7 separate regions of the Homo sapiens genome follow, and regions 2, 3, 4, 5, 6 and 7 are each linked to region 1. A link is a contact called in ENCODE Hi-C or POLR2A ChIA-PET data. All regions are on one chromosome and are shown on one strand. Each heading gives the region's core, a stretch centred on a gene start or an enhancer-like site at or near the end of the contact. The rest is flanking DNA. Distances are from core to core; before and after follow the strand shown.

Region 1 (2,658 bases), core at 100-2,599:
ACAGGATTCCCCTTCCCCCATCTCATGTTTAATCTGTAGCTTCCCCAAAGTACCTTGTGTTAGTACTAGGGGGAGAATGACTCACACGTTGAATAAATTGTTATTAAAGCATCTGGGCTCAATTGTGAACATACTAATAGTGAGGAATTGGAAAACCAAGTACTGGTGAGGGTTCGGCTGCTGACTGGCGAAATCACTTGCTGAATGTGAGGCCCAACATCCTCTAAAAATAATAAGAGTTAATATGTGCCGAATACGTCCTATATCCCCAGAACTATTATTAGCACCTTGTATACCATCTCATTTAATCCTCATATTTCCAATGTAGAGCATGACTATCATCAACTATGTTTTGCAGATGAGGAAACTGAGGCACATAGATGTTAAATAATTTGCCCAAGTTCATACAGTCATTAATGGCAATTTGGATTGAAATTCTGGCAGACAGAGACAGCTTGCAGGCTCTACCCTGGTGGGTTCTACGATATTACCTCCTAAGATGAAGGGAAGGGACTGGAGGATCATGAGGGTCCTTCAGCCCTACTAGTGTGTGTGGAATGGGGAGAGGAGTATTCAGTTTCTCTGTTGGGAATGTGCAGCATTCAGCACCACCTCATTCCTTCCCATCTATGAGAATCTTTTGGGAATAGTCCTCACTATTAGGCCTATAGGTAGCATTGCCAACTTGGTTTAGTTCCCGTGCCCCATAAGAATACTTATCAGGGCCATTCTTTTCTGAGCATGTGGGTTAAGTAAGATCTCAGTGGTAGTGGGACCTTGGAGAAATGAAGCCTCTGAAATGTTGGCCACAGAGAAAAATGCTGCAGTGAGAAGCTGCAAGCTGCAAGCTGCAAGCTCCCAGCTAGCTGGCTTGATGGGGACCACAGTAAATCAGGAGGAACAGTGGAGGCTGGTGTGGGATCTCGGGGGCCAGAACCTGGCCAGGGGATGTTGACCCAAAAAAAAACAGCAGCAGCAGTAGAAACAACAACAGCAAGAACAACAATAGCAACAAGCCAGGTTCAGGCTAAAAAAGCAGGCAGTGTGCCAGGAAGGGGGCCGACTGAGCAGTGTGTGGAAGCTGTCGTGGAGGTGACCGTGGGGGGATGAGAAAAGGGGAAGGAAGGAACAGACAGCACCAGAGGGACTTGAACAAAGGGAGAAGGGGGATTAAAGTCAAATCACTGTCAGCAGCCCAGGAGCAGACAAAACCACCAGAGTAAGCCCTGAAATGGAAATGAGAGGGAAAAGAAGCAAGCCGCTAACAGCTACCAAGAAGAGGAGGAAGTGGGAGATGCGCTGCTTCCTGTAGAAAGAACGTTGATTGAAGACAAAGCTGGGTGGGGACTAGTCCCTGGGCTGCAGCCGCTGCTACACATACTCACAACGCTGCCGCCGCGCTCCGTGGGCAACTCCTACTACTGCTGGGCTGGGCTGGGCTGGGCTGGGCTGCGCCGGAGCTCGCCTGCACAGATCAGCTCCGGAGAGGGGAAAACCACGCTCCTCGGACCAAGCCTCGGGAGCTAAGGTAAATGAAACGTTTTCCATGTTGCTCGTTTTTAATTGAGAAAAACGACCGTCGCTTGTGGTTTTAAGGTCCGATTTCTAAGGGATGATAGAGACATCGCTTCAGGACTAGGGGAAATGATTAGATTCTTTTGGAAGGGTCTTTGAGAATAACCACATTTATGACACATTTGATTTAAAAAAACCTCATCATCAGTGCTTAGATTTGATGACTAAACAGGCCAACATGCTAAATACAAGAAGCTGTTTGTATAGTTCTCTCGGAGGAAAACCAGGGCTGAGTCGAAATCCATCTGGGGCTGTGAAGCTGTGGTCTGGTCATCGGAGCCCGGCAGTCCCCTTGTTTTAGGGGAGTGAGTGGTGTAAAATATTAATTGCATTCTCTTTCTTACACATTGCACTGGGATATCTTCTGTTTTGCAAAAATAATGGCTGTGATTTGGCTTTTGGGGGAGTTAAATTCTTTTGTACTTAGATTTTGCCAACAAAGGCTTGAATTGCGTATGTGAGGGGCAGTATTTACCATTAAAAAACAGTGTCTTCCTCCCTCAGCTTGTGCAGCTGCTTTCAGGATAACCTCAGACACAGCTATCATTTGCCAGTAGGTCTTATCCTAAAGTTGCATCCTTGTTCAAAGGAGCGTGGCGGGTTTAAGGCCAGTAACTTGTCCAGAATCAGATACTAGCATATGCATGGATTTTATGTTTATATGCATTTTATTCACCTCTAGGTCAAGGTGCATGTTAGCCTCGGTGAGGGACAAAATAAAAAAGTGCAGCTGGGTTGTTTCCTTACGCGAATATCTGGTAGATAGACTGAAGTAGTAAAACCAGAACATGATTTTTATTCTTTGATTTTCTTGAGCAAAGGATGTTCTTAATGAGAGCCTGGGTCTATGACTTGTTCATATTTATGAATGATATGTAAAAGTACACTAAATAGGTCTAGCAGATGAGAACTGAGATTGTGAGATTCCTCTGACAGGATATATTAGGGAGTTTAATACCCTCATGCAGCACGATTTAAAGAATTAAGCTTTTTTAATCTTCAACAGAAAGTACAGTTAAGCAGTAAGTAGTCATTGATAAAAGGGTTTTTCTTCTAGAGTTTCTATAATGAAAGGAGATAATT
Region 2 (2,658 bases), core at 103-2,602, 1.5 Mb before region 1:
CTTGCTCTGTCGCCCAGGCTGGAGTGCAATGGTGCGATCTCAGCTTACTGCAATCTCCGCCTCCCAGGTTCAAGCGATTCTCCTAAGGCTCCGGAGTAGTTGGGATTACAGGCGCCCACCACCACGCCAGGCTAATTTTTTTGTATTTTTAGTAGAGACGGGGTTTCACCATGTTGGTTAGGCTGGTCTCCAACTTCTGACCTCAGGCGATCCGCCCGCCTCGGCCTCCTAAAGCGTAGCCTCTTCTTAAAACCCTTTTAAATAGCTTCCCGTGGCTCTTAGAATAAAAGTCAACGTGTGGTTAAAATAAACTAAAAACCTTGCTGTGATGTAGTCCTTCTGGGTCATTCCACACCATATGTCTTCCACTAAACTTCAGTCACACTCATATGGCCCACCTTCTAGTCGTCAAAATAGCCAAAACCTCTCCAAGCCTTACAGCCTTCACACAAACTGTTTCTTCTACAGAGGACAGAGAAAGACAATGGTTTCGAATGTGACGTCCAAACTATAAATCACAGGACACTGAATTCTGCGGGCTTTCATTAGCATAAGAGCTGCCTCCGACGGGGGCAACACTATGCGGGGTGTGCCAGGAACTGATTTAAGACTGTATTCAGATCTTCCAAGCAACGCCAAAGACTCCAGCTTATAAAGAGCATATTTGATTGCTTATACTGTGTGCTAGGTCCTTTTATCCTTCAAATGACCACCTACAGGAGAGACTAAGGTCCAATTCACAACTGAGCCTTTAAGGAGGTTAAGTAACTAGCCCAGAGTTCAACAGAAAGTGGACGGGTTGTTCAAAGCCAGAGCTACTCCCGACCTCTACTCTATACACTGCCTTTCCTCCGGCCCGTAAATACAACGAATGAACCTGCAGGTTGGTAGCTCCTGGGATCCGAGGTTGGAGTGCCACAGGACCCCAACCTGCTCTCACCCCGGGACAGGGAAATACGAACAGGGGCACAGGTCCACCACCAGGTGCCTCCGCGAGGGGCAGCAGCGCAGGCGGCGGGGAGGACCAGCGGCCACTCACCTGGTGCTGGCGCTGCGGCTACCTCCACACAGCGGTCTTGGCCTCCCAGACGCGAACCCGCACGCCCCAGGGGAGCCACCGGCGAAAAGCCCGCGGGCCCGTCCGCAGGCACCAACCAAATAACGCAGCGCTGGCACCATCCCCTACGCACGCTCCCCTCCCTCAGCGCTCAGAAGAAGCCACTTGACCCTCCACGGCCGAGGACCCGCGCTCTTTAGCCCCGCCCCTCACGCGGGGGCCAATGAAGTGGCGCGCCTTCGCCCCATGTGGGAGAGGCTGCGGTGGCCAATAGGCGCGCGCGTCGGAGGGCGAAGGGCCGGCCAGGGTGCCGCAGACGCGGGGACGCTGGCTCGCTCCCTCCCTCCCTCCCTCCGACGCTGTGAGTAGAGAAGCTAGGCCCCGAGCCGGGCGGGACTAGGGTGGTGGTTGTGTTCTGCCCTCGCCCGTCGCCAACGCTGGGCTGACTGAAAACCTGGCCCTTTGGGTCGCGCGTCTTCGACCTTCACCGCCATGCGGACATGGGGCCGTGGGAGAAACTCTGGGCGGGATTACGGTGAAAATTCTTGTTTGGGCGGGCCCTGCGGCTTCTTTCTTCCGGCTCGCCCTCGGCCCCGCCCCCGCCCCGCCCCCGCTCCAGCTCCAGCCGGGTCCTCGCTCGGCCCCGCACGCGGCCCGCGGTAGACGGAGGGCCTGGGCACCCACCGTCTCCATCCCGGCCCCAGCCCAGTCGAGCGTCCACTAGAAGGGCGCTCCCTGTCCGGCCCTAATCCTCGCTCCTCACGGAGGCTCTTTGTCACAGCGAAGACTGACAGCCCGCAGTCTTCTGGACTTCTTTTATGGGGCTCCTGGCGGTGCTATTCATTCAGTCATTGATTCGTCTTGTAAATATGGAGCGCCTGCTCTGTACTCGACCCGGCACTGGGTACCGGAAGAACCAGACAGCTCGGTTTTTGCCACCATTTATAAGTCTGTGTCCTTTTCTTGAGTACTGAACCGAGATACAGTTTTAAATGTGCTGTGCGGTCTCTGAGCAGCGACTCACCTGTGCAGGTCACTTCACCTGATTCCCTTTATGTAAAAATGAGGGCGATGGGCTGTGTAATCTCTAAAGGACCTTCTAACTCTTTAAAATTGTCACTGTGCCGGTGTTGCTAACACTCATTCTGTATGCTTGATGGCAGTTTTTAATTTTTAGGGTTAGGACAGCTGAACATAACAAATAGAATTATACAGATTTATTACCAGAAGGACTTCGTGTGCCTCTAAGAATCTTGGTTCCAGTCTTTGGTCAGGTAGCTCCAGGAAATCACTTCACCTCTTTGCCTCAGACCCTCCTCAGTGAACTAGGAATGATAGCAGTGTCTCCCTAGTCTTAGGGCCGTTGAGCGGATTACACGAGATAAGGTCAGCAGGTGTTTAGCACAGTGAAGCATTTGCTACGTGATGACATTTATTATGGTTAAAGGGTTTTACCACCAGAACAGTGGTACATAGTTTGCTTTATTTGTTAAAACAATGTAGAATATTGCCTGCTTGTTCCATCACAGATGAAAAAAAGAGATGGTTATTCAACTTTGTGAGGTAATTGTGGATTTCCATGCAATTGTAAGAATAGAGAT
Region 3 (2,658 bases), core at 1-2,500, 1.3 Mb before region 1:
AATCCCTGAAAGGAACCGCTAAAGTAAAACAAAACCCAGCAAGTTAATATCACATTTTTATCGCCAACCAAAAACAAACGATCAAACTTCCACCAGGAAAAGCATCTTTTTATATGGGATAATGCTTGCATAAATGTCACCAATATTAGTTTGCTTACAGTTAAAGCTCAGAGACAGGGTTTCATATGGCTTTTTTAGTCAAACTCATCCATTGAAACAAATTTTTTTAAAAAAATGCAAATGTCTGAATGTCAATATTCTTTCCTGTCTATCTTCCATGAAGCATTTTTCCATGCTAACACTAGAGCATCCTTCGGTGTAATTCCACAAGCAGATTCAAATTCCCTTCAATACCATAAATAAGCCCTATTAAAAAGCCTTTAAACCACAAAAAAAGTGCAACAGCGGTTTGCAACTGTGTGGTTAGTTCTGCCTGTTGGTAGCGATTAGAACAAGCCATGAGTCGAGGGTGCTCAGAACCGAGTAAAAGGGACCCCGGCCGCTTTCTCCCCAAGAGGCAACAATAAAAGCATCCTCCTCTCGCCCCAATACTTCGCAGGAAAGTGGCCCCATTCCCGGGACCCAGTCGACCGCAGGAAAAAAGCACGGCCAGCCTCACTTACCTTATAGACGTCCCCGTAGGTGCCGCTGCCGACCCTCTGGACGAGTTCGTAGTCCTGCTGCGGGTTCCGCCTCAGGATGTCCGCGGCAGGCCGCAGCGGGGCCTCCATCTTCACTTAGGGCCCGGCCCCCGCCAGCTCACCCCGCGGCTCCCGGATTCCCGCTAACAAGCACGAACGGCGCCGCTTCCCAACATGGAGCCTCCGCCCGCAGCTCCGTCTGCACGAGGGACGAGCAAAGGCTGGTTGGCGTCGCAGGCTACGACCCCCAGCGGCCCGCGCCCTCGCGGCCCGGCCCCTTCCCTTCCGTCCCGCCAGGGGCCGTGGAAGAGAAAGGGGCCTGGAAGGGCCCCCGGCGCCCCGTATCCCCGTTCGGTCTGCGGCCCTTCCCCCTCCCCGGCCGCCCGCGAACTGCCCGACGAGGCCTCCCCGCCAGCCGGGGCCCAGGGCCGGCTCCGTACCTAATGGGGGCGGCCCCGTCTTTGTTGAGCGCGGAGCCCGGGACCTACTTCCTAGACCGCACCCGCGTCCTCCTCCCGCGCGCCGGCCGGCAGCTCCGGGTTTGCCGTCGCCGCCGCCGCCACTCAGCCGCTGCACGGCGCGTCCTCTCGGGGGCGGCGGAGGCGCGTACAGTCGCCGCCGCCGCCGCCGCCGCACCACGTTCCCCACCCGGGGCTGCGTCACCGGGAGACACGTTCCCAGCCAGCATGGGTCGGCGCCCAGCGGCCCGCCCGAGCACTCCGGCCGCAGAACCAGAGTGCCGCCCTGAGGCCTGCTGAGAACACAACACCCTCCCGACCGCGCCACCGCGCCCCCCTAGCCGGGCGCGTCCTTGCAGGGCCTGGGCTGTCTCCCTCCCACTCTCAGAAATAAGGCACACGCCTGGGCATTCGTGGGCCAACGGGCCTTGGCTAAACCGTCCCCACATTTGTCAGGTAGGCCTGTAGGGTGACGGGTAGAGGAAGAAGGGCGATGGGAACGTAGCCCTCCAAGTTAAACACGGAAAAGGTACGTTAAGGGCACCGGGCCAGAAGTAACCTGGCAGCGGGGCGCCGGGGAAGGAGGTGGGGGAGTGCCAGGTTAACTAAGTCCCGGCACACCCTACTGCACCTTCCTGTTTTGCAAACCGATCCCGGTGGTACCAGTTTGAGGCTGCACTGCACACCTGCACAACCTGCCTTCTACTTAGTTCTTCTGAGACATTTCTGAAAGTCTGAATTCCTAGGACTGCTCAATGACCTTTGTCCCTGTTGGGCACACGCAGTGTCTCATCGCTGGTATTGCACCTTTAATGAGACCAGGAGTTCCGCAAAAGTAAAACAAAGGGGTCACAGACTGGTTCTGGTTCTACCACTTCCTCAGTATGTGCTCTGGGACAAAACAGCATATTTGGCAACATCTCGGTGTCCTTATCTGCAGCTTGAAGAGGGTAAGATTTTGCATCTGACACCCAGGAAAGTGTTTATAAAGCGTTTTACAGGATAGTAAGGGGGGTTATCGAATATAAGAGGTCTTAAAATACTTAACAATGCACAGCATATATGGAACAGGAGTTCGGGGAAGTAATTTGGCTGATATTTCACAAGCTGTTTTGCAGTTTCAGTTCCAGTCTTGCTCTGAAGGTAGAAATTAAGTTGCCAGTGTTACATTATACTGGCTAAGTTATTTCTAGAGCCTCATAGAGAATTTGAACAGAAAAGCCAGATAACACTCAGCCACTGCATTTAGTGACTGAAACATCATAAAAGAGCAAGTTGGAGATGTTGGCTTGTGGCTTTGAACATCCAATTTTTAATTCTGCTCTTGAGAATTAAAATACTCCTTATTGTTGATAATTGTATAATGTATAATAAGGAGTAATTGACAATACTCCTTATTGTTGATAATTGTATAATGTAGAAATTAAATTCGCACCTTAACAGGACAGGGCATATATGTATTTTCTTGTGCTCCACACACAAAGGGCACTTATTTGGGGAACATAAGTAAGCCCAGACTTACATGCTCCATGGACAAAGCCTATGTGTTTGCTGCATTG
Region 4 (2,658 bases), core at 51-2,550, 1.3 Mb after region 1:
CTCCTGACCCCAGGCAGCTTGGGTTTTGCCATCTGCTCGTTTACCCTTCAGCTGCCGACGCTCCCTGCTCAATCTCCATCCTGCCCCAGCCAAACGCCAGGCCTCACGCGCCTCCCTCTTCGCGGCGACCAGTCCCAAACCCACACCGGTGCGCATCGGCCCATGCAGGGGCAGCCCGTCCTGCCCTAACCCCGGCCCGCTACTCACGGTTCCAGTACACCGGGTAGCACTCTCCTTGGGTCACATCCACCTCGTAGAGGCCGCCCCGCACGCACACAGGCTCGATGTTCACAAGCTCCACCATCTCCGGCTCGTGCCCCGTCGTACTCTGGCAGAAGCCGCAGGCGCGGTCCTCATCGTCATCTTCTCCGGAACTGGAGGCTGGGCCCGTGGGGGAGCACACATGGTCGCCGTCCCGGTCCCCGCCCTGGGGCCGGGCACCCGTGGTCTGCAGCAGGGTCCGGAAGGCGAGCTCGATGCGGAGCGAGTCGTAGCCGATGAAGGGCTTCCAGGTCTTCTTGTCCTCCTTGTAGAACCAGCGTACCTCCTCCGGGCCCAGCTCCGTCACTACCTCATAGCGGTGCCGGGCCGCCGGGCCGCCAAGCCGGGTACGTTTCCTTTCCCCGGGGGACCCTCCTGTCGCGCCGCCGCCCCCCGAGTTCGTCGGGACCAGCGGAGGCTGCTGCGGCGGGTGCAGCGACAAGGAGCTGCCGCCGCCGCCGCTCTCACCCTCGCTGTAGTAGCGCAGCGAGGAGCCCGACTCGGCGGAGCTGAAGTCATAGTTCTCGTCACTGAGGCAGGGGTCCAGCGCGAGGTGGTGGTTGTGGTCGTCGGTGCCCGGCGCCAAATGCAGCCCGGGTTCCCCGCGCAGCAGGGCCAGGGGCACGTCGCCGTCGTCCGGGTCCCCGCCGGGCAGGTGCTCGAAGCAGCAGACGCCGCCGCCGAACGCTGGCCTCGCGTCTGAGCCCAGCTCCCAGGCGCCGCCGCCGCCGCCTCGGCCGTTATGCTCGGGGCTCCGTGGGGACCCGCGGCCCGGGTAATTCATGCTGTGGAGACGCCGCCGGCTGTCCGGCGGCGCGCGGAGCCGTGACCCCCAGCGCTTCCGCCACACATTCAACGCCGCCGCCCTCTCCACCCGAAGTTTCTAATCTTTCAAATCCCGACCCGAGCTGCGGCGGCAGCGGCGACCGCTCCGCCCCCACGAGACCCGCAGCCGCCGCAGCTGCGTTCTGCCGCCGGCCCCATTGTCACGCAGCCCGACGTAGGCGGTGCTTCGGCCCCCGCCCCGCCCCCCGGCCGCGTGCGCCGCCCCGGAAGCCCGGGCTGCACCGGCGCCGCGCGCGGGGTTCCCCCCTGCCCCTCTGGCTGGGAGGGCAGGGTGGTGTCAGGTCGCCCGCCGCTCTTGGGCCTCCTCGGCTCCCTTCCTCCTTCCTTGCGGTCTTCATGCACAGCTGCCTCGGTCCCCCGCTTCTGGAATTCACAGCCCAGATGTGGATAGGCTTTACCCCACTCATCCTTACAATGTGGGTCATGAGCCCAGAGCCTTAAGCTACGTGTTAGGAGGGCCCCAGGATGTAGGATTCAGCATTGCTCTTTTTGACCTTAGGCCCTACTGCGGCCTCGCCTGGACGTTTTGTCACCTGGCCCTGGTGCCTCCAGACAGAACCAGGACGCATAGGTGGGTGGATACGAGGGCACTCCACCCCACACCCATCACTCACCTTGGTGTCACCACTCCCACTGGGAAACTGGAATCTAAACCTTGCTTCATATGCCATCTCATATTATTACTTATCTTTTGATGCTTGGATTTCCTGTTTTCTCAACCTCATTGCTAGGCCCTTGATGGAAACCAAGTCCATGTCAGCCTCTCCCACACAGTGGGTGCGCAATCAGTCTTAGTTGATTATAATGATGTCAAGTCCAACCAGCTGTGGTAAAGAGTGTTCGATTGAGAGGTAGAAAACAACCAGGTTCTAGATTTAGCTTTGCTAACCATCCACAGGCAAATCACATAATCTTCCTGATCTTTTTGGTTTCCTCATCTGTAAAATTAAGATTCTTGGACCAGATGATATCTAAAGTTCCTTCTAGCAATGGAATTCTATGAACTTTAAGGTTTCTTCCAGATTTTTATGCATCTCTGATTCTGTAACTCATATTCTGGGATCAAGTTGAATACAGAGGCTCCCTTATGTGGGTCTTTTTTATTTAAAAAAAATTATTTTGTAAGCACATCACCCTATGTTGAGAATCCAGAGAAAAACCATCTCCAACCTCAGTGTTTTCATTTTAAGAATAGACAGTCTTCACTATTTCTTTTACTCTCTGGTGGAATCAGATTGGTAGGGCAATTTTTCTTGCTCCTGAGATGTAACCTGTCAGACATTATTACTCTGTCATTATTTAAATCAAGACTATCTGAAGTTTGTACAGGGCCTTTGTAGGAATTTGAAAAAAGGCATTGCTTCCTGTGGGCAGATACAGAGCGGTGTTGGAGTTGATGGCTTGTCAAGTAGAATACAGGCTGGATTTTCTGCCCCAATTAGTGCCCTTAGCTGGTTAACCTTGTGCAGTGAACAACCTATCCAACTGTATACTGCAGCTCTGACTGAAAGCATCTAAGATCAGGACCCTCTTTACCACTCAAAAAAAATT
Region 5 (2,658 bases), core at 66-2,565, 1.2 Mb after region 1:
TAGCTGGGAAGGTGACTGCATCCACCTTTAAACACGGGGCTTGCAACTTAGCTCACACCCGACCAATCAGGTAGTAAAGAGAGCTCACTAAAAAGCTAATTAGGCAAAAACAGGAGGTAAAGAAATAGCCAATCATCTATTGCCTGAGAGCACAGCGGGAGGGACAATGATCAGGATATAAACTCAGGCATTCAAGCCAGCAACAGCTACCCTCTTTGGGTCCCCTCCCTTTGTATGGGAGCTCTGTTTTCACTCTATTAAATCTTGCAACTGCACTCTTTTCTGGTCCGTGTTTGTTACGGCTCGAGCTGAGCTTTCATTCCCCATCCACCACTGCTGTTTGCCACCATCGCAGACCTGCCGCTGACTTCCATCCCTCCGGATCCGGCAGGGTGTCTGCTGTGCTCCTGATCCAGCGAGGCGCCCACTGCTCTTCCCGACTGGGCTAAAGGCTTGCCATTGTTCCTGCACAGCTAAGTGCCCGGGTTCATCCTAATTGAGCTGAACACTAGTCACTGGGTTCCAAGGTTCTCTTCCGTGACCCACGGCTTCTAATACAGCTATAACACTCACTGCATGGCCCAAGATTCCACTCCTTGGAATCCGTGAGGCCAAGAACCCCAGGTCAGAGAACGTGAGACTTGCCACAAGCTTGGAAGCAGCCCGCTGCCATCTTGGGAGCTCTGGGAGCAAGGACCCCTGGTAACAGTGCCATTGCACTCCAGCCTGGGTGACAGAGCAAGACTCTGTCTCAAAAAAACCAAAACCAAAAAACAAAAACAATTTAAAATTGCTTATTTCTGGAATTTTCCATTTAATATTTTTGGACTCTAGTTGACTGTGGCTAACTGAAACTGCAGAAAGCGAAACCACAGCTATAAAGCTGGATTACTGTAGTCTCCCGAGATGGCTTTGCCTTTCTCTTCAATTTCTTTCCTGTGTTCAATCAAATTTTGTTGCACTTCTTCCTTTTTCACTTCTTTTCATGTCAGAGTTTAGATTTCTGCTTCTAAGTTTGTGGTTTTTGTAGTATGTTCACAGATTTGTTTGAGAATATTTTATTTGGTTGGAGCACTGAGATGCCCTTTCCCTTTGCATTTGCTTTTTTGGGGAGAAGTTTTATCAACTGAAACACTTTCTTTCAAATTTTTATATTCCTCTTAAAGTAGCTTTGTGTAGCATTTGATTCATTTCTATTCTTGAGCATAGGGTTCTTGGGTTCTTAGTTTAAGAGCATTCACTTCTGCAGATTAGTAAAGAGGAGCGCCTATAATGGACGGTGTTACGGTGGAGTTGTTGGGTGGGGGTTGGGTTGCCGTGCCTTGTTTCTCTTTCATTTCTCTAGAAGCCTCAATTTTATCCCCACTTCCTTCCTTTCCTCTTGCTGCCATGCCTCCAAGAGGTGTCGTTCTTTTCTCTGTCTCTTCTAGGAGCAATGCTACTCTGAAGCTGCTGCTTGTGGCCCCTCTCACTTTCATACAGCTTCCTGTAGCTAGTTCTATAAATTACCAAGTCCTAGGCCTGTCTTTGTACCTGGCAACGCTGAGGACTTTTTCTGAGGGTGATGTTGCCTGTGGTTTATTTTAACCTCTGTTCCCTTCTCCTATTTTCTCAGTCTCTTAAGCCTTTCCTTACCCAGCTCTTCCCACTCACAGGTTTGTAGCAGCAACAGGAACCATTGTAATGTGCTATTTCCTTGTATAAAGGTAATTAAAAATTCATGGTATCATCTGTCTTGCGGTAGTGCTGAAAGTGTCAGTTATGTATGGTTTCTGTGTATATATATGTGTGTGTGCATGTGTGTGTGGAGTCCTTTTGTTCTTACAGCTTTTGGGGAGGACATGCGGAGAGATTTAGATTTGGACAGTTGCCATTATCTTCCAGACCCAGAAGCTCATCTCATTTAACAATAATCTTAAAAGGCTATCATTCTCCCAACTTTACAAATGAATAAGCTAAGTCTTAGTGAAACTAAATAATTTGCTTAAAGGCACATAGCTACTAGTAATGTGAGAACCAAGATTCCAACCAAAGTTTGAGTTCAAAGTTCATTCAAGCTCTTTCTACTACATAATACAACCTATACTCTCAAATACAAAATGCATTTTCAGCTCTCATTTAGTTCTCACCTCCCAAGCAGTAGAGGTTCTTTACTGGTGTTCAACCACAAATAGTCATGAAACCCTTAGCTTCCTGGAAAAAAATTGAACAAAACAAAACACACACCCATTTTTCCACCTGCATTCCCTATCACAGTGAATGGAAAGCTGACAGTATTTAGGTGGCTACCCAAGGCAGAAACCTGGGAGTCATCCAAGATGCTGCCTCCTCAAGTACTTCTTACAACTGGACACTAAATGCTGTTTATTCCATCTCCTAAATCACTCTCAAATTCATCCCTTGTTTATCAGGCCTACAGTCATTATTTGAGTTCACACTAATCATTTCTTGTTTTATTTCAGAAGCCTCCTACGTAAACTCAGTATCCCTAGTTTCAACTCTACAACACTCTCACCACCATTACCCAATGCCTACTCACAAGCAAGTGTATATGTAAGTACATGCACATACATTCAGATTCCCTTCATTTACTCTCTCCTCCTTAAAACCCAGAATGTGTTGTGCTGGTTCTTACTTCTGTATCTTGCATATGCTGTT
Region 6 (2,658 bases), core at 118-2,617, 1.1 Mb before region 1:
ATGTTGCCAGCAACAAAGTCAGCTCTGCCCAACAGCTTTCTGCGTATTCCTAGATGAGGACTAGAAACTCATGTCAAAAAAAAAGTAAGCATTTACTTTCTTAGTACCAAATAATACCCTGGGGACTGAAATAGTTGGGGAAATGAGTTATTAAACTTAAAAGTGTTTTCCAAATAACAAAAACTTACCTGCTCAAGTACTGAGACATTTAACCATTTTTTTCATAAAGAAGTACATTCCACACCACTCAGGGTTATAGAACAGACTTTATGATACCCTTCCTGACAATAAGAAAACTATTACGAACACTGTACTAACTGAAGTATGTAAATTACTTGCATCCCTGAGATTGTATATGTAAAATTTTTGTGCATATGAGTATATGTGTTTTACTGGGGAAAGACCCCTATCTCAATTCGCAAAGAGACCCAAGAAAGGAGAAGGACTCCTGAAACTGTTCTCAGCTTTTTCTGCTTTTGGCTTTTTCTATTTTCAGCTGTCACTTCTCATCCACACTACTCTTATACCACTTTTGTGGGTTTTTTTTTTCTCTCTTCTCTCTTTTAGTTGCTTTTCTCCCTCTCTTCTCAATAACATTTCTGCCACTGCTGCTTCACTTGTGGTGAAGGACAAGTGTCATTTGTTTTTTTAAAAAAAAATGATGCAGACCCCGATCAGCAGACTGGTCATGTGTCCTTATAAATTTCCGTATTTATTGCCAACACTTGGGCTCAACACTTGGGCTCTTTTTTGTTATTTTTGGATTTTGGGGTATTCTGGAAAGTTGAGGAGGACACTGGATGTCTGATTGCTGGGGCCATTATTGGGAGCAAGCTTCCTGTAGATTTCAGTAAGCTGAACATGGATGTTAGACCACAATGAACACACAGGTGCACGCGCACACACACACACACACACACACACACACACAGAGTCCACTGGCAATCTACAGACCACTTTCAGAAAGTTGAGGCGCTTTGTTTCTTTTCCAATTTATATTAGTATCTGAAATATCTGTAGCCCCAGTCTGAGCTGGGATTTGCAAGAAATATTTACAGCTTGCTCAGCATGGCATTTTCAATCATGTTCTATAAATGGGATGCTGGTAAATGAGCCATAAAGAAAGAATAAAGAAAATGTTACTGAACCTCCTTTATTGGTAGATTATGGCAATATGCAAAATGAAAAGATGGGGGATGAGGGAGGCTGGCGACTCTCCACATGCTGGAGAACGAGACAGGCCTGGGTGCAAGGAATCCAGCAGAAAGAACCATGGCAACTGCTGGGCACTGGAAAGCACCCCAGGCTCAGTATCTTGAGGCAAAAACCAAGTGTTCGAGCTGCTTTATCACACTACAAAAGATAAGATGCAGGCTTTCAAAATGCCTGAACGCGTTGCTTTCATTTCCTGCTACAGATGCTGTTTTATAGTTTGGGGCAAGGGAGGGGGAGGAGCTGGTTCGCCTTTTAAATAACTAAAAATGATCATGCTATAGAGGAGAGAGATATTCAAGAACTAGAAGTGGGAGACCTCAGATGATGTGGAAATACCTGAACTCTAAATGTGTACATGACGCATGCACAGAAATGTCAGCTCTCCAAAAGCTGAAACGAGGTAAAAACATTCAAAAGATAGAAACATTATATATGTCCAAAAGGCAAGTAATAAGATTAGCAAGGAGTTGGTAACTGAGAAAAGCCCACATCGTGCCATCAACCCCCTCAGCTCCCCTGTCTCTGTGCTGCACTGACGTGGGGCTCCACACTCATGATCCAGATGAACGTGCATGCCCGATTCCTTACCTCACTGCAGTCACCGGCTGGGATGTGTGAAGGCCGCGCTTCTTCATCCAGTGGCTCAATCACCGTCACTTCAGGAAACTCCTCCACGGACTCTTGGAACTCGGGCAAGGACCTTCGTCCGTAACGCTTCCCACCTCTAACATATTTGGGCTGAGCTTCTAGTGAGCAGTCTGAGAGAGGAGACAAGAGTTGAGGCCACATGACATGAGAATCTCAGTTCTTAGCTGCCACTCACAGCCATCGGACACAGCCTCTTATACCAACCTCAAAATAAACCACCACTGTTTGCCAATTGTGGTGGCTGTGGGTGTATATGAGCCATCAGGTCAGATGCAGAGCACGCCTTCTAATTCTGAACGATTTATGGGACCGTGAGTATATATCTGCACATGACGGGAGCAATCCAACAATGGCAGCAAGGGATCTGACTTAATTGCAGAGGATTAAGGTCAGGAAAAGGTGAGGGGTCACATTTGTTCTGTTTATTAAGCTGGGTTTTCCAGCAGGATGGGGAGACATCATATTAACAAAGAGACACCTTGGAGGAAGTCTTAGAAAATGGTAATACAACAGACACCAAATCAGCACTGTATACTCAGTATCCACATCAATTAGTCTGAAACACCCTCCCCTACCTCAGTGATTCCTCTGTTAACCATTCCACTCTCTGATCTATCAGACAAGCAGATGACAAAACAAAGAAACGGACACAACACATTCTAAGCAATTAATGACAGCTAGTTACGTATATGAAACCCGGCATCAAGATCTCATTGTAAAATTAAAAACAGTAAAATAAAATAGCAAATGTGAAACCACAGTAAAAAAAATTGTATTATTTTATCTCTTTGTAAG
Region 7 (2,658 bases), core at 108-2,607, 1.0 Mb before region 1:
CACCAGGACTCTGACTGGACTCATCAGAGCCCAGCAAGCCTGCCTGGCTCAGGCCCACTTCCCTCTTGGTCTGACCCCTCAGGGAAATCCCTTGCTGCTGGAAGTCAAATCCTCAACTTTCACACGAAGCCACCAGGTGTAAAGCACACACCAAGTATAAGGCAGGATCAGGAGATACATGATCAAGAAGACACATAACCTCTGCCCTCAAGGAGTTTATCAGCTACCCCATAGATTCCAGAAAGTGGAAGGGTGGAATGGGGAAAAAGAGAGGAAGGTTTATTAGTAACTACAAGATAGAAGCTGGTATGTGCCTGAGAGAGACAAAAGCTGGTAGGGGCCTCTGATAAACAAGCATGTCCTACTTGGCCAATAGGGAGGAAAAGAGGGACAGTTTTGCAACGCTTGAATTCTCTCAAATCTTCACAGACAGAGATTAAAGGTCTCCGAAATTTATTTATGATGTAGTAAATCAGCCTCATTTTAGATGAAAAGGGGCTCTATAAAAGATTAAACAGGATTATTAACTCAGAGGCTCTTCAGAGCCCAATAACGTCTACTTGGTTGAATTCCTCTTTTTCCAACAAACAGTCCGAAAATTCACACACCACATAGCAGCTGGCCCAAACCATTAGAGCAGCTTAAGTCTTGCATTGATCTTTATTTTCCTTCTTGCAAGTGTAGACACTGGGCCCTTGGATTTAAATAGCAGTAAATGCCTCATCTTTCAAAGAGATAGTTCTCTTGTGGAGGAGGCGACCGCTATTTTCCATCAATGCTCATGAATACTGATGTGGTGGAAAAGCCCCTTAGGACACAACCCAGAACCGAAATGTTGATGAACACCCCCACCGGTGGGCTAACTATGTTCAGCAACTGCAATGTTTTAAGTACCATTTTTCTCCTCCAAGGGAGCTTTACTATTGTATTTTGTTAAAAAGTAGAAATCTTCATAAATATACAATACAATTAAGTCTCACAAGGTAACAAGTTTCCAAGTTGTGCATACACTGGTTGGTACCTCTTCATTTGAATAATAATTGCTGCCATTCATTTTACAAGCATTCCTATACCTTGTATGCCTCAACGGGCAGTTTGCAGCAATGGGAAAATTACACGACTGACGAAAAATACACATGACATTTAAACTAAATTAAGAGGAAGACCAGTCAAGTCTGATATTTTTTGTCATGTGTCACCACCTCTTAGGAGAAATTTACCTCATTACTTTTCCTCTTCACATTTCATATGAATGCTTTTTTAGAAACGCAATTTGCTTTTTTTTGAAAAAGAACTTAAGCACCACACAAGAAACAAATTCAAACCACACACACAAAAAAACCCTGTAACAGGAAGTGGAATAAGGAAACTAATGTTGCATAAACTCATCTCGTGCAATCATGGAGATCAAATGCAGTTTCCACATGTGTGCAGGCACTACTGGAAATAGACCCAAGGTGGGAGAACTCAAACTAGCACTGAACAAGGTGAGTTTATGAAACAAGACAAAGGTCTATGTAACTAATACAAACTTAGTAGATTTGTCTTTACTAATATAAAGAGAAATTAATGAAAGAAGATTCAAAACACTGTGTTAATTGAAACAGCTACAGAAATATGGACTTATCAGAAGTCAATGCACAGGAAAATGCTTACAGCATTATGCAAAGAGAAATGACATAGACTAAAAAAGAGGCAGTTTCATAATGAAAGATACACTTATATTTTATTTTAAATAAAGTATTCAGGTCATTGTAACTTGAATTGTTAACTTCATATTATTATATTTAATATTCATTTATTAAATTATAATATTGTAACTTAATTTACTGCAGACAATGTAGAGAGAGGCAAAGGCTATTTTAAAAGGTAGGTTTATAAAACCTAAAGCAACTATATGAAGCTGTACTCCAAGACTGGTCCAAGGAATCCTGTTTACAGATGGAAATGAATTCAAATCACCACCACGCAAGAGAACTTCTAGCAAATCTACTCTTCACTCTAACCATGTTTCTTGGTAAATCATTACTAGGAAGTCACTATTTATCAAAGAGCCATTCTGGGTGTGTAGAGGGTAGGGGAAAGGAGCATACAGCCAAATACAGCAAGTTAACGGTGTCCTTGGTGCTATGATAAGCCTTTGATACACACAAATCTTAGTCCACCTTCATCACAGTCTTGTAAGGGAAATAGTCTTCCCATTACACTGATGAAAAATCTGAGGCTCAGAGTATTTAAGATAACGTGTTCATATGGTTAAAAAGTGGCAAGAGCTGAATAGCCAAGACAATCCTAAGCAAAAAGAACAAACCTGAAGGCATCACGCTACCCACTTCAAACTGTACTACAAAGTTACAGTAACCAAAACAGCATGGTTCTGATAGAAAAACAGACACATAGACCAACAGAACAGAATAGAAAACTCAGAAATAAGACTGCATACCTACAACCATCTGATCTTTGACAAACCTGACAAAAACAAGCAGTGGGGAAAGGATTCCCTATTTAACAAATGGTGCTGGGAGAACTGGCTAGCCATATGCAGAAAATTGGAACTGGACCCCTTCCTTACACATTATACAAAAATTAACTCAAGGTAGATTAAAGATTTAAATGTAAAACCCAAAACTATAAAAACCCTAGAAGAAAATCTAGGCA

The links. Hi-C counts contacts between places; a loop is a spot of excess contacts on that map. ChIA-PET counts read pairs that join two places held with the same protein, here RNA polymerase II (POLR2A). Pooled maps may share reads with other maps.
Region 2: a loop to region 1 is called in a map of CD4-positive, alpha-beta memory T cell, with 9 times the contacts of the local background. The contact joins the promoter of DMAC2L here to the promoter of GNG2 in region 1. A Hi-C loop is called at or near these places in 1 of 168 maps with a recorded cell type or tissue (CD4-positive, alpha-beta memory T cell), 2 of 37 single-sample maps with no recorded cell type and 6 of 50 pooled maps.
Region 3: a loop to region 1 is called in a pooled map, with 4 times the contacts of the local background. The contact joins the promoter of MAP4K5 here to the promoter of GNG2 in region 1. A Hi-C loop is called at or near these places in 1 of 37 single-sample maps with no recorded cell type and 6 of 50 pooled maps. POLR2A ChIA-PET finds 5 or more read pairs at or near these places in 1 of 52 experiments (naive thymus-derived CD8-positive, alpha-beta T cell).
Region 4: a pooled map shows a loop between it and region 1 (6-fold over the local background). The contact joins the promoter of DDHD1-DT here to the promoter of GNG2 in region 1. A Hi-C loop is called at or near these places in 8 of 37 single-sample maps with no recorded cell type and 8 of 50 pooled maps. POLR2A ChIA-PET finds 5 or more read pairs at or near these places in 1 of 52 experiments (CD4-positive, alpha-beta T cell).
Region 5: a pooled map shows a loop between it and region 1 (3-fold over the local background). The contact joins the enhancer-like site here to the promoter of GNG2 in region 1. A Hi-C loop is called at or near these places in 3 of 37 single-sample maps with no recorded cell type and 5 of 50 pooled maps. POLR2A ChIA-PET finds 5 or more read pairs at or near these places in 1 of 52 experiments (CD4-positive, alpha-beta T cell).
Region 6: a map with no recorded cell type shows a loop between it and region 1 (3-fold over the local background). The contact joins the enhancer-like site here to the promoter of GNG2 in region 1. A Hi-C loop is called at or near these places in 3 of 37 single-sample maps with no recorded cell type and 1 of 50 pooled maps.
Region 7: a loop to region 1 is called in a map with no recorded cell type, with 4 times the contacts of the local background. The contact joins the enhancer-like site here to the promoter of GNG2 in region 1. A Hi-C loop is called at or near these places in 9 of 37 single-sample maps with no recorded cell type and 7 of 50 pooled maps. POLR2A ChIA-PET finds 5 or more read pairs at or near these places in 1 of 52 experiments (BJ).

The regions. Positions count from the first base shown.
Region 1 is chr14:51,859,263-51,861,920 of GRCh38, forward strand. It overlaps GNG2 (G protein subunit gamma 2), which reads left to right and starts at 1,350. Exons shown (of 4, transcript NM_053064.5): 1 at 1,350-1,528. RefSeq lists a silencer at 837-916 and enhancers at 969-1,470, 1,257-1,466.
Region 2 is chr14:50,310,972-50,313,629 of GRCh38, forward strand. DMAC2L (distal membrane arm assembly component 2 like) reads left to right here and starts at 1,353. Exons shown (of 6, transcript NM_001382507.1): 1 at 1,353-1,418. L2HGDH (L-2-hydroxyglutarate dehydrogenase) reads right to left here and starts at 1,258. Exons shown (of 10, transcript NM_024884.3): 1 at 1,040-1,258. The coding sequence starts at 1,179. RefSeq lists silencers at 1,318-1,447, 1,508-1,737.
Region 3 is chr14:50,531,319-50,533,976 of GRCh38, forward strand. It overlaps MAP4K5 (mitogen-activated protein kinase kinase kinase kinase 5), which reads right to left and starts at 1,251. Exons shown (of 33, transcript NM_006575.6): 1 at 1,130-1,251; 2 at 624-840. The coding sequence starts at 731. It also overlaps a transcript of ATL1 not described here. RefSeq lists a silencer at 945-1,574.
Region 4 is chr14:53,152,054-53,154,711 of GRCh38, forward strand. It overlaps DDHD1-DT (DDHD1 divergent transcript), which reads left to right and starts at 1,301. Exons shown (of 3, transcript NR_110062.1): 1 at 1,301-1,678. DDHD1 (DDHD domain containing 1) reads right to left here and starts at 1,270. Exons shown (of 13, transcript NM_001160148.2): 1 at 208-1,270. The coding sequence starts at 1,045. RefSeq lists enhancers at 26-75, 96-295 and a silencer at 1,116-1,445.
Region 5 is chr14:53,107,801-53,110,458 of GRCh38, forward strand. The region is part of intron 1 of DDHD1 (DDHD domain containing 1); the gene reads right to left. Among named protein-coding and RNA genes, the nearest start is that of DDHD1, 44 kb to the right of the region's middle. RefSeq lists an enhancer at 1,216-1,515. Within about 2 kb of position 1,316, at least 8 of the 41 ENCODE cell types and tissues checked have a DNase peak (open chromatin) inside an H3K27ac peak, as active enhancers do; they include CD4-positive, alpha-beta T cell, where a contact is called at or near this core.
Region 6 is chr14:50,790,909-50,793,566 of GRCh38, forward strand. It overlaps NIN (ninein), which reads right to left. Exons shown (of 31, transcript NM_020921.4): 5 at 1,804-1,973. Among named protein-coding and RNA genes, the nearest start is that of NIN, 39 kb to the right of the region's middle. RefSeq lists a silencer at 366-425 and an enhancer at 1,168-1,217. Within about 2 kb of position 1,368, at least 11 of the 41 ENCODE cell types and tissues checked have a DNase peak (open chromatin) inside an H3K27ac peak, as active enhancers do.
Region 7 is chr14:50,812,299-50,814,956 of GRCh38, forward strand. All of the region lies in intron 3 of NIN (ninein), which reads right to left. Among named protein-coding and RNA genes, the nearest start is that of NIN, 18 kb to the right of the region's middle. Within about 2 kb of position 1,358, at least 6 of the 41 ENCODE cell types and tissues checked have a DNase peak (open chromatin) inside an H3K27ac peak, as active enhancers do.